Regions from separate parts of the Mus musculus genome. Here region 2 is linked to region 1. The links are chromatin contacts, found by Hi-C or POLR2A ChIA-PET in ENCODE. All regions are on one chromosome and are shown on one strand. The core of a region is the stretch at or near the end of the contact, and the rest is flanking DNA. Distances in the headings are between cores, read along the strand shown.

The links. Hi-C counts contacts between places; a loop is a spot of excess contacts on that map. ChIA-PET counts read pairs that join two places held with the same protein, here RNA polymerase II (POLR2A).
Region 2: a map of heart shows a loop between it and region 1 (2.7-fold over the local background). The contact joins the promoter of Atp6v1fnb here to the promoter of Calu in region 1. A Hi-C loop is called at or near these places in 1 of 37 maps with a recorded cell type or tissue (heart). POLR2A ChIA-PET finds 5 or more read pairs at or near these places in 4 of 5 experiments (Patski and embryonic stem cell).

Annotation. Positions count from the first base shown.
Region 1 is chr6:29,346,060-29,351,462 of GRCm38, reverse strand. Calu (calumenin) reads right to left here and starts at 3,357. Exons shown (of 7, transcript NM_007594.4): 1 at 3,255-3,357.
Region 2 is chr6:29,469,999-29,475,104 of GRCm38, reverse strand. It overlaps Atp6v1fnb (Atp6v1f neighbor), which reads right to left and starts at 3,668. Exons shown (of 2, transcript NM_001145360.1): 1 at 3,155-3,668; 2 at 1,676-1,807. The coding sequence starts at 3,578. The coding sequence ends at 1,698. Atp6v1f (ATPase, H+ transporting, lysosomal V1 subunit F) reads right to left here. Exons shown (of 2, transcript NM_025381.2): 2 at 4,596-5,038. The coding sequence ends at 4,837. It also overlaps a transcript of Kcp not described here.

The sequences.
Region 1 (5,403 bases), core at 2,108-4,607:
GGGGGAGAAAAGCAATCTAACAAGATCTTGGATGAAAAGACCTAGCTACCATGGTTGATAACGCCAGTTGGAAGAAGTTTGTACTGATTTTCTTCTCTTCTTTCTTTCTTTCTTCCTTCCTTCCTCCTTTTTTTTTCTTTTTCTTCGAGACAGGGCTTCTCTGTGTAGCCCTGGCTGTCCTGGAACTCACTTTATAGACCAGGCTGGCTTCAAACTCAGAAATCCACCTGCCTCTGCCCCCCCCCCCCCCCCAGTGCTGGGATTAAAGGCGTGTGCCACCACTGCCCAGCTGTACTGATTTTCTTGAAACTCATTTGTATTACTCCACAATAATGACCACAAGCTATGCTGTTTTATGTATGTGTGTGTGCATGTACATGCATGTGGGCATATGTGGGCTTAGGTCTGAGAACAACTCTCACCTTGCACCATTTACGTCCTGAATCTGAAATCCAGGCTGTCAAGCTTGGCAGCAAACACCCTCAGTGGCTAAGACATTTCCCTTTCCCGGGTTTGTGTGGGTGGAGTGGAGTGGAGGCAGAGGGTCTCACTGAGGCTCATACTGGCCCAGAACTCCATATGCTGCTTAGTGACCTCTGGCTTGAGGCAATTCTCCCAATTGGGCTTTCTAAAAGCTAGCATTCCAGGCACGAGCCACCACACCCACCAGATTCTGCAGTTCTGAAACAATTGCTACATAAGTTAAATAAATTATCTCCCTAGGGCTGGAGAGATGGCTCAGCAGTTAAAAGCACTGACTGCTGCTCTTCCAAAGGTCCTGAGTTCAATTCCCAGCAACCACATGGTGGCTCACAATCATCTGTAATGGGATCCAATGCCCTCTTCTGGTGTGTCTGAAGGCAGCTACAGTGTATTCATGTACATAAAATAAATAAAAATTTAAAAAAAAAGTCTCTCTATAGCTCCCAAGCTAAAGTCTTGTACTTTTTAGAAACCAACACATTTTATTGGATCAATTGGGGGATATGTGGCAGCAATTTGGCTTTGATGTGCTTTCCAACTTCCAATTCTATTACTGGATCTGGCCCAAAGCCAGGTATAGGCAAATATGTGATTTTAGGGGCTTGCAAGATGATTCAGCCAGTAAAGGCATTTGCCACCCAACTTAACAACTTGAGTTGGACCCAAGGATCTATATGGTGGAACGTGAGAATGAGCTTTCTTTCACGAGCCATCTCTCTGACTTCCACAAGCATGCCAAGGTAGGGTTTACCTGTCCCCATACATAAATATTATTCCATCTGTTTAATTCTAATGTGTTACAGCCTAACGGCATTTATATTTAAAGTTCATAGAAAAGCTGGGTGTGGTGGTGCATCCCTTTAATCTTCTCAGTATACAGGAGGTAGAGATGGGCTGATCTCCTGTGAGTTTGGGGCCAGTCTGCTCTATATAATGAGTTCCAGGTCAGCCAAGGATACCAGTGAGACTTTCTCACATGCAAAACAACATCAAAGCCACAGAGGAAAAAAACCAAGTTTATATAGAAAGAATCCAGGATCCTTTTTTTTTTTTTGGTTTTTCGAGACAGAGTTTCTCTGTGTAGCCCTGGCTGTGCTGGAACTCACTCTGTAGACCAGGCTGGCCTCGAACTCAGAGATTCGCCTGCTTCTGCCTCCCAAGTGCTGGGGATTAAAGGCGTGCACCACCACGCCCAGAGAGAATCCAGGATTATTATTATTATTATTTTTTTTTTTTTTTTTTTTTTTTTGGGTTTTTGAGACAGGGTTTCTCTGTATAGCCCTGGCTGTCCTGGAACTCACTCTGTAGACCAGGCTGGCCTCGAACTTAGAAAGAATCCAGGATCTTAATCAAGCATTTCCCATGACTATTCCTGGCTATTCCGGAAACATCCCTGGCACATCTATGTTACAAAAAAAAATTAAGCTAATACTAACATATTAGTCTCCTGTACTGAAGCAATGATATAACACATCAATTAACATATCACTATATGAATGGCGCCCAACCATGATTGAGAATGACATTGAGAAGAATACACACATACTTTATATTTTTTATGAGCTCATGATTCCTTTTGAATCTTCAAAATATCCTGTTGGAGACCCCTGAAACACTGCCAAACTCATAGTCGGACCAGACAGACATAGTAATAGTAATAGGTATCTTACACACAAGTAATAGGTTCTCTCTGGTCCCACATTTGGACAGAAGAACACAAGTTCTTTAGCAGTGACTATTGCTCGATACTTAAATCTAACTGAATGAGGTCAAATATATACTTCTCCTGGGTCAGCTTTCAGGTATAGCAAAGAATAATTATCAGCCACTCCAGGTCACTCTACCTTCATGTTAAATTAAACTGGAGCGCTATCATTCCCAACTTATTAATGCTGACTTGATGGTTCATGACAGGAAGTGAATGCAATTCTTAAAAAACCCTGTTCCAAGGCTTTGAACGCTTAGGAATTTCGATCAAAGAACCAAAAGTCTTAGCAGATCCACTGATCTTTCCCACTCATGCAAAAGGAACTTTACAAAATGCAAACCACTCTTAATTACAGCAACTATCGCGAATTAAAATTAAGCTCACTTCTGTATACAGCATATCAAAAATCAGAACACTTGGGAATGACAAGCAAAAAACCCGTGATTACTTAAAGGTAATTAACTCCCTAATTAACACGTGAAAACTATTTCCATTAATGACAATATCCAGCCAAACATAGAAAACTGCGACGTTCTTTTCTAATTAACAAGAAGTTTTAAAAATAATGACATTATGTTTTCAATCGTTTTGTTCTCCATGTTCCTACACCCTGTAAGACAGCTAACACTTTCTTTCTTGGCACTTGCAACTCAATTCTCGGGATGTGGCCTTGGGGCGGGGTGGCAGCTCCCAAGAGTCCGGCGAGGTGGCAGGGAGCGGATACTAAAACTCTCTACCCAATTCTCTCCGACCTTCAGGAAACAAACAAAAGTGACCCTCTAGTCCCAGGGACACTGAGTGGAGGAACCCGGGGAGGAGATCAAGGACGCGCGAAACCAGGCACAAAAACGGTGCCCAGGAGGGCGCAGGGCCCGGGAGCTACAACCCTTTCCGCAGAGCTGCGGGACAGCAAGTCGGGGACCGCACTCTGAGGGCCAGAGTGGAGCCTCGGGCCCATCCCGGTGCACTGAGACCGGAGTGAGGACACCCACTACGAATGGGGAACAGGGCCGACGGACAGAATAAGAGCGAACCAGGACCCACCCAGCACCACAGAACTTACCTTTCCCGGGAGCTCCACGCCGCAGGATACCGTGGCTGCGGCTCACCCAGGGAGTGAGCTCCCGCGCACAAGCACCGCCCAACCGGAAGTGGTTAATGGCCCCGCCCCCATCCGACTTGTCGGGGGTCTTCACACCAATCCCCGGCACGATCACTGCTGACGTATGGCTTCTTCGTACGGCCATTGGTCTCACAATCGCGTGGCCGGGATTGGCTGGAAATCGCCACGTCCCCGCGAGCGCGCCGAGTTGCGTGGACCGGATTCCCGCCCAGCTCGGGTTGCCCAGCCCGTGGGGACTCTGAGTCCCAGCTCCTTGCTCTTGGGTGTGTGGGCGCGGCTCGCTGACCTTGGCCCACTGACCGCAACGACCTCATTTACGGCAGGCAACCCTGATTCCCTAGGCTTCTAGTGTAATTCCGATGGCTTTCTTCCTGCCTCCAAGCCCCTGGGGCCGGAATAGTCCCGCTGTAACGTCACCACCCACTGCGAATGAGCCCAACTTCTGGCTCTAGAGTCAGATCTACTGAGCAGCTCTCCGCCCCGCCAACACGCACCTTTCAGCTTCGATTCTCACCCACCATGCTCTTTCGCATCTCTGCCTAAACCATCATGATCCCGGCCTCCCCTAACAGCCTTACAGCCTTACATTTTACACCCATGTGGTCTTTGTCCACAAAGCGGCTTCCTCTGCCTGAAGTATGTTTTCTCGATTTTTCAGCTACTGAAAGCCATCAGTCATGAAACAGGTTGTCATCCTGGAATGTCTTAGGGGAAGCTGTAGTCGTGAAGTTGCCAGTGCTCAGTTAAGGTGTTAGTTTTAGGAATCTTTCCTGGTCAGTAAACAGATAATACGCATGTGCTTTCCTGGCAGTTTGCATTTTCAGTACGCAGCCAGATATTGTTTAATAACGGTGCTTGTCCTTATGTCTTCGATTAGACCAAGTGCCAAAATAAGATCTGCCTGACTTACACATCAGGAGCTCCCAGCTTACAGCCCAGGTCCAAGGAAATTCTCAGCAATACTAAGTGAACTGAATAGAAGAAACTGAATGGAAGAAACCCGTTGCGTTGAAGGCCCCTGATTTAAAAGAAACATAGGAAATTAGCAATTTGTTTTTTTGTTTGTTTGTTTGGAGGGGCGGGGGACAGGAGAGTTTGAACCCAGACTCTGTGCAGGATTCTAGTTGTCCATTCTACCACTGAACTATATAACCTTAGTAAACCCATCACCTACTCAATGCCATGAAATTAAAACATGTATTCATTGAGAGCTACTTTATTTTCTTTCTTTTTTTTAAAGATTTATTTATTATTATATGTAAATACACTGTAGCTGTCTTCAGACACTCCAGAAGAGGGAGTCAGATCTTGTTATGGATGATTGTGAGCCACCATGTGGTTGCTGGGATTTGAACTCTGGACCTTCGGAAGAGCAGTCGGGTGCTCTTACCCACTGAGCCATCTCACCAGCCTGAGAGCTACTTTATTTTCAACATGTATGAAATGAATAGCAAAGCCTCTAGAATTTAAGTCCAGTCAAAACAAAGACTAAGTTCATGAAAGACAATAAAGCAAATCAGTTTGCCCTAAGACAAGGAAAGTGTGCAATTACTGTTTGGAACATCCAAACCACCAACTCAAAATACAACTCTCATCTCAAAGAAAGTTTATTATGGAGCCAAATGTGAGTGACCATGACTAGGAACCCAGATTTCATGTACCAATGTAGTAACAGTTTGATGAAGTTTTTATAGTAATAGAACAAAGAAAATTACTTTTCAATTACGTTGATGGAAACATCAGAGAATGGGTTATAGCAAAGTGAAAAAAAACCTTCCGTATAACCCTCAGATAAATTATCTGATGATGCGCTTAGCTCTTGAGTTGTGAAAGCTAGTGGTCTGCTAAGCCATACATTCCAAAGGAAATTAGTGTTTTGTTTCTACAGTCCACATGACTTGCCTAATAAAGCTGTTAGGTCAGTTACAGAGAAGTAAAAGGTTCTTAAATAAATCGATATTAAGAAGGTTAAATATGTTCCAAAATAATTTGGCTATGTACTAGCAATGTTCTGACTTCACCACATCACTGAGGGTCTAATCAGCCAGTAAGACTTGAGGAAGGTTCAGTTTGAAAGTGCAGCTGCTTT
Region 2 (5,106 bases), core at 2,419-4,918, 120 kb before region 1:
AGAAAGGAGCCAAGCAGAACCAAACATTCAGAGTTCCTTTGGACAGACTCTCAGAAGTACACAGGAGGGAAAGCTGGGCCAGGAAGGCCCAGAGCCCTCTGACCTGGCTTCCCAGGGCTTGTCAGCTCTCCAAGACCTCTCCAAGGGGCTGGGCTCCGGCCTGAGTCAGGAGAGAGCAGCACCTCAGACACTGCTGACTCCTCAAGGTCACCCAGAGGAGACACCACAGGGTCAGCGTGGCCAGTCACCTCAGGGTTATAAAGGAGAGTCAATTCAGGGACAAGACAAAGGAGTTCCTCAGAGTCAAAGTGAAAGGAAGCAGGCTCAACAGGGCCAGGAATTTAAAATCCCTCCATTGCAGGAAGGCAGTAAGTCAGAAGTCTGGGAGGAAGTTCAGAGAGGAGCCACAGTATGGCGCCAGGAAGAGGACAAGCCTCAGGGTCATCCCAGTGACTTCTGCAAGTCCCCAGAAAAACCCATCCCTCAGCATGTGGAAAAGGGGATAGCAGGACCCCAGGGTGGGAGCACCCAGGTGACACAGGCAGCAGCCACCCAGGAAGGGACGTGGGCTCCTCCCACCCCACCACAGCTCCAAGGCCCAGAAGGAGGGATACTTGTCTCTGAGGCGCAGGAGCGCCAGCCAAGGCTCCCCAGTGCTCTCAGGGAGCAGAGAGTCCCTAGGGACCCCAAACCCTCCAAGGACGCGTGGCCTGAGCCCCGGAACAGGGAGGATGCACTGGCCAGCGCAGGGCAGGAGGTTCTGCAGCGACTGCTAGAGCTGAACGGAGCAGCCAGGCAGCGGCGGCGGAGGGACCGAGAGCAGCAGCGGCTCCGGGTGAGTCCCAAGGCCCGGCCTGCCGGTAGTGGTAGTGGTGGGATTGGGAGGGTTGCCTAGGCAGAGCCCGCTGACTGCCACCTCCCCAGGTCCTGGAACGACTCCGCATCCTTGCGAACCACCATCGCCGGGTTTATCCGCTGGGGCTCCTTCCCAGCGTGGCTCAGAAGGCACCACAGGCAAGAGCCTGGGGAGAGGGGGCGTGGCCACCGCGGCTGTGTCCCCGAAGGGATGAGGCTGCTTCTGAGGGACTCAGCGAGAGGGGCGGGTGCAGGGCGGTCCCCTCTTGGCCACACCTACCCACTCAGAGCTCTTGCCACCTAGGAGGACAGAGCAGGACGGCAACGCATCTTGCGGGAACTGCTGGAACAAGTGCATCGAGGCAGGACTTTGCAGCTGCGGGCACTCGGGGCCAGGTAAGAGGCAGGCAGGGAATGGTAGGTGCCCCCTTTGCCCTGACATTTGATTGACAACCCACCGTCTTCCCAGGAACACCCAGAACTTCCAGGAGCTACTGTCCCCTGGCACTGAGGAGCCTACTCTTGGAGAATAGCTTTGACCCTACCCAACCTGCCCCTTCCCTTGCTGGGTCCCCTGGAGATTTGGAGCTGATGATTAAGGAAAAGGCTAAAGGGGTGACGCTACTAGGTGTGAGATAGTTTTAGAAAGGCCCAGAGGGAACCATTAAGGCCAGGGAGAACACACACACACACACACACACACACACACACACACACACACACACAGAGAGAGAGAGTCTCGAACGCATTCTCGAACGCACACGCACGAACAGAGCAATGAGGCTCCACCAGAAATCCTCTTATTTCTTCTTCTGGTTCCTAAGTGACTGCCAGGCCCAAGCTCAGAGGGCCAGATCTCGAGGGTCCAGGAGTGCAAAGGCACCATTCTTACGGAAGAATGACTCAATTCGGCACATCTTGCAGGAGACCAATTCTTGCTTTGTTGGAGGGCCTGGGAAAAGATGTCAGATACTAGAAATGGGTTTGTGAGAAGGAGGTCTCAGAGCACAGGAGTTTCCCACATAGCCCTGAGACTCTACCCATGTTGTACCTGCCCTGCATAAACAAATAAAAAGGACTTCTGAGAAGTGTGGACTACAGGAAAATCCGTTTGGGTGCTGGATAACTGGACTCAGCTGTCTGCCATGATCATCGGGTTCTAAGATGCTCCACTGGGGTCTTTTTTGGGCATCTAGATGATGGACCACTGCACTCTCTCCCCAGGGCCAACAGGTCAGAGAGTGCCTTTCAGCTACGTTTGTCACAGGGACAAACTGTGGAGACATGGGACTTTCCTTCTACCTCCACCTCACTTCTGGGGCTTCCTCTTTCTTCTGTAGGGAAGGCCGGACCCTTACTTTCATCTCAGAGGAAAACGAGGTCCCTGTGTTGCTCCCCCCACCCATCTTTTCTGCACATGCTCAGGCAGTGGGACACACTCCCTAGGACCTCCTGACCCGTAGGCTAGTGAGTGAATGGATACTCCAGAGCCCTCATCAACCCAATGGCACATACAGCCTTGGTATTTTCCCTACACTTTTGGAAAGCCACCAGGGCTCTCCTGCTTTCTGTCCTGGCCGATGACCTACCTTCAGTCTCTCAGGAAAAAAAAAAAAAAAACAAAAACAGGTGCTCGCCTTCCTGCCGATGCCACCTCTACATGCTGGCCCACCTCCCTACTCCCTTCAGGTAAAATTCCATTCTTAGCTCTGACCTAACTCAGGAAGGCCATGCTTCCACACACAGCTGCCTCGGTGGCATCCTGAACCTACTATGGCCACCACGGACCTGTCTTCAAATACCACCTGCCCTGTCCTCTTCTAATCTCACGAGCAACTACAACAGAATCTGTGGGTCACCCTTGCTTGCCCTCCCTGTCTTATTTAAACCGGCAAGAAGCCCCATGGAGTGGTGTCTAAAACATCCTTGATTTCAGTTCTAATCCTAATCACGTCTTGCCAAGATAACACAGATGCCTAATTCACCTGCCCAGGAGCCTCAGTGTCTCAAATCCAGCATCACTCACTTGTTTAAATCCTCACTAGCTTCCCCTCAAATTAGGACAGAACCCTTCCCCATGTCGTTTAGCCCTCAGCCTTAAACGCCTGCGATAGGCCTGTGCTAATGATCCGGCTGAAGCACACGCTTCCCCACCCCCCACCGTTCCTTCATTTCACAGAGCTTCTATTACATCTATCTCCTTGCCCACAATCTGGCCTTTCCCCTGAATGTTCTCTCCAGCACATGGCAGGCGCTCGGTGTTTGTGAGGGGACTCATTTATGGGAGGTCGGGGCTCACCCAGCTGCCAGCCATATGTGAAGTTGGTGGTGATGGGGAACAGGTAACGCGTCTCTGGCAGATCCAGTTTTCGGGTGTTGAGATACTGGTAGCGCCCCTGCAAGTCGTGGGAGATGCCTTCATACAGCAGGGCTTTGGTGTTAGGCGCAACGGGGTACATATCTGACAGAAAAAGAGGCTCTGGGGCAGGGCTGGGGGCTTTAGACGGGGTTGTTTTGGAGGCTGGTGGTGGTGGTGCGACTGAGGCCTGAGGCAACAGGGTGGGCAGTTTTCGGGGCAGACGGGATGCAGCCTTAGCCTTCTGCTTGGCCTTCACCAGAGTCCCATATTTGCGCTGCCATTCGTAGCGCAACATCATCTCTTTGAGATATTCCTCCTTCCAGAAGTTTTGCCGCAGGGTGTCCATGTTGAGCTGCCTCGACATGGTGGCAAAGGAATGAGCAGTATCAGGGTAGCTATTGCTGAGTGGGCATAGCAAGTGGACAGTGGGTGGCTGCCCTGGGATGGTCACTTAGCAACCAAGCCTTGCCTCACACAGGGCCAGTGTGCTGCTTTGAATATTCTTGGCCCAGGGAGTGGCACTATTAGGAGGTGTGGCCTTGTGGGGTAGGTGGTGTGACACTATATGGGTAGGTTTTATGACTTTCCTCCTAGCCACGGAGGAAACAGTCTGCTCCCGGCTTCCTTTGGGTGAAGAGGTAGAACTGTTTCTCCTGTGCCATGGCTGCCTGGATGCTGCCATGCTCCCGCCTTGATGATAATGGACTGAATCTATGAACCAGCCAGACCTAATTAAATGTTATCCTTGTAAGACTTGTCTTGGTCATGGTGTCTCCTCATAGCAATGGAACCCTAACTAAGAAAGCCAGGATTCTGCCTGCCATTGCCCTTGGTAGAGTCCCAGGTTACCTTTTCTGGGGCAGCCTAGAAAGGCTCACTCAACATCTGATTCCCAGACCTGTAGGCCCCAGGCTCTATGTAGAGCAGGGGTTTTCAACCTTCCTAATGCTGTGACTCTTTAATGCACTTCCTCATGGTGTAGTGACCCCCAACCATAACATTATTGTTGTTACTTTATGACTGTAATCTTCCTACTCATTAATTTAAATATCAGTGATCTCTGATGGTCTTGGGGACCCCTGTGGTTTTGGAGAGCCACAGATTGAGAACACTCATCTAGAATGACAATGACAATCCTAGGCAATTGCTTCTGTCCCTTGGGCAGGCCCCTCCCAGCACCGTGAAGACCCTAGGTGAAGCAGCAAAGGTAGAAAGACTGGGCTCAAACTTTGTCCTCCATCGCTGAAGGCAGTCTCTGATCCAGGTGACCAGTCCTTGAATTATTCCCCCCACCAATTATTCTTCACCTTGCTTTTCCATATTTGCAAGTCTAATGTCCCCCAATGCTGCAACCTTCACGTATCCATACCAGTACCCATTTGGAGAGAATAATTCCTTTAATATCAACAACGATACTATTAACAGCACAGGGAGGAGGCAGTGGAGAAACAGTTGGGCTTTCTTTCTCTACCCAGCCTAGACCTGAACAACCGAACCCCAACAGCTTACGAGCCACTCAGTGAAGAGGAAGGGAGGGGCTGGAAACCAAGGCTTGACACTTAAATAGAGCATGGCAAACCAGGAGAGGCCTGGTGATGAGGAGGGCTGAGGGCTGAGCAGCCCTAGCGCAGGTCTTCAGCGGTGAACATGCCCTTGGCCCTGCGCAGGATGGAGTCTTTGGCTGCATCGTAGGGATGCTCCTTGGACGGGATCTCCAGGACAGCTGGAATGGACCTCTGGTGGGCATCCAGGGCGTGCCGAACCATCTCTGCGATGTACTGGTTGATGAGAATGATGCCAATGTCATCCCTGTTTAGAAATTGCCTGTTGGGGGAGAAGAAGAGGAATTGACAGTGGCCGGAGGTATAAGGCCTTCAGCCTTCTCTTTTCTT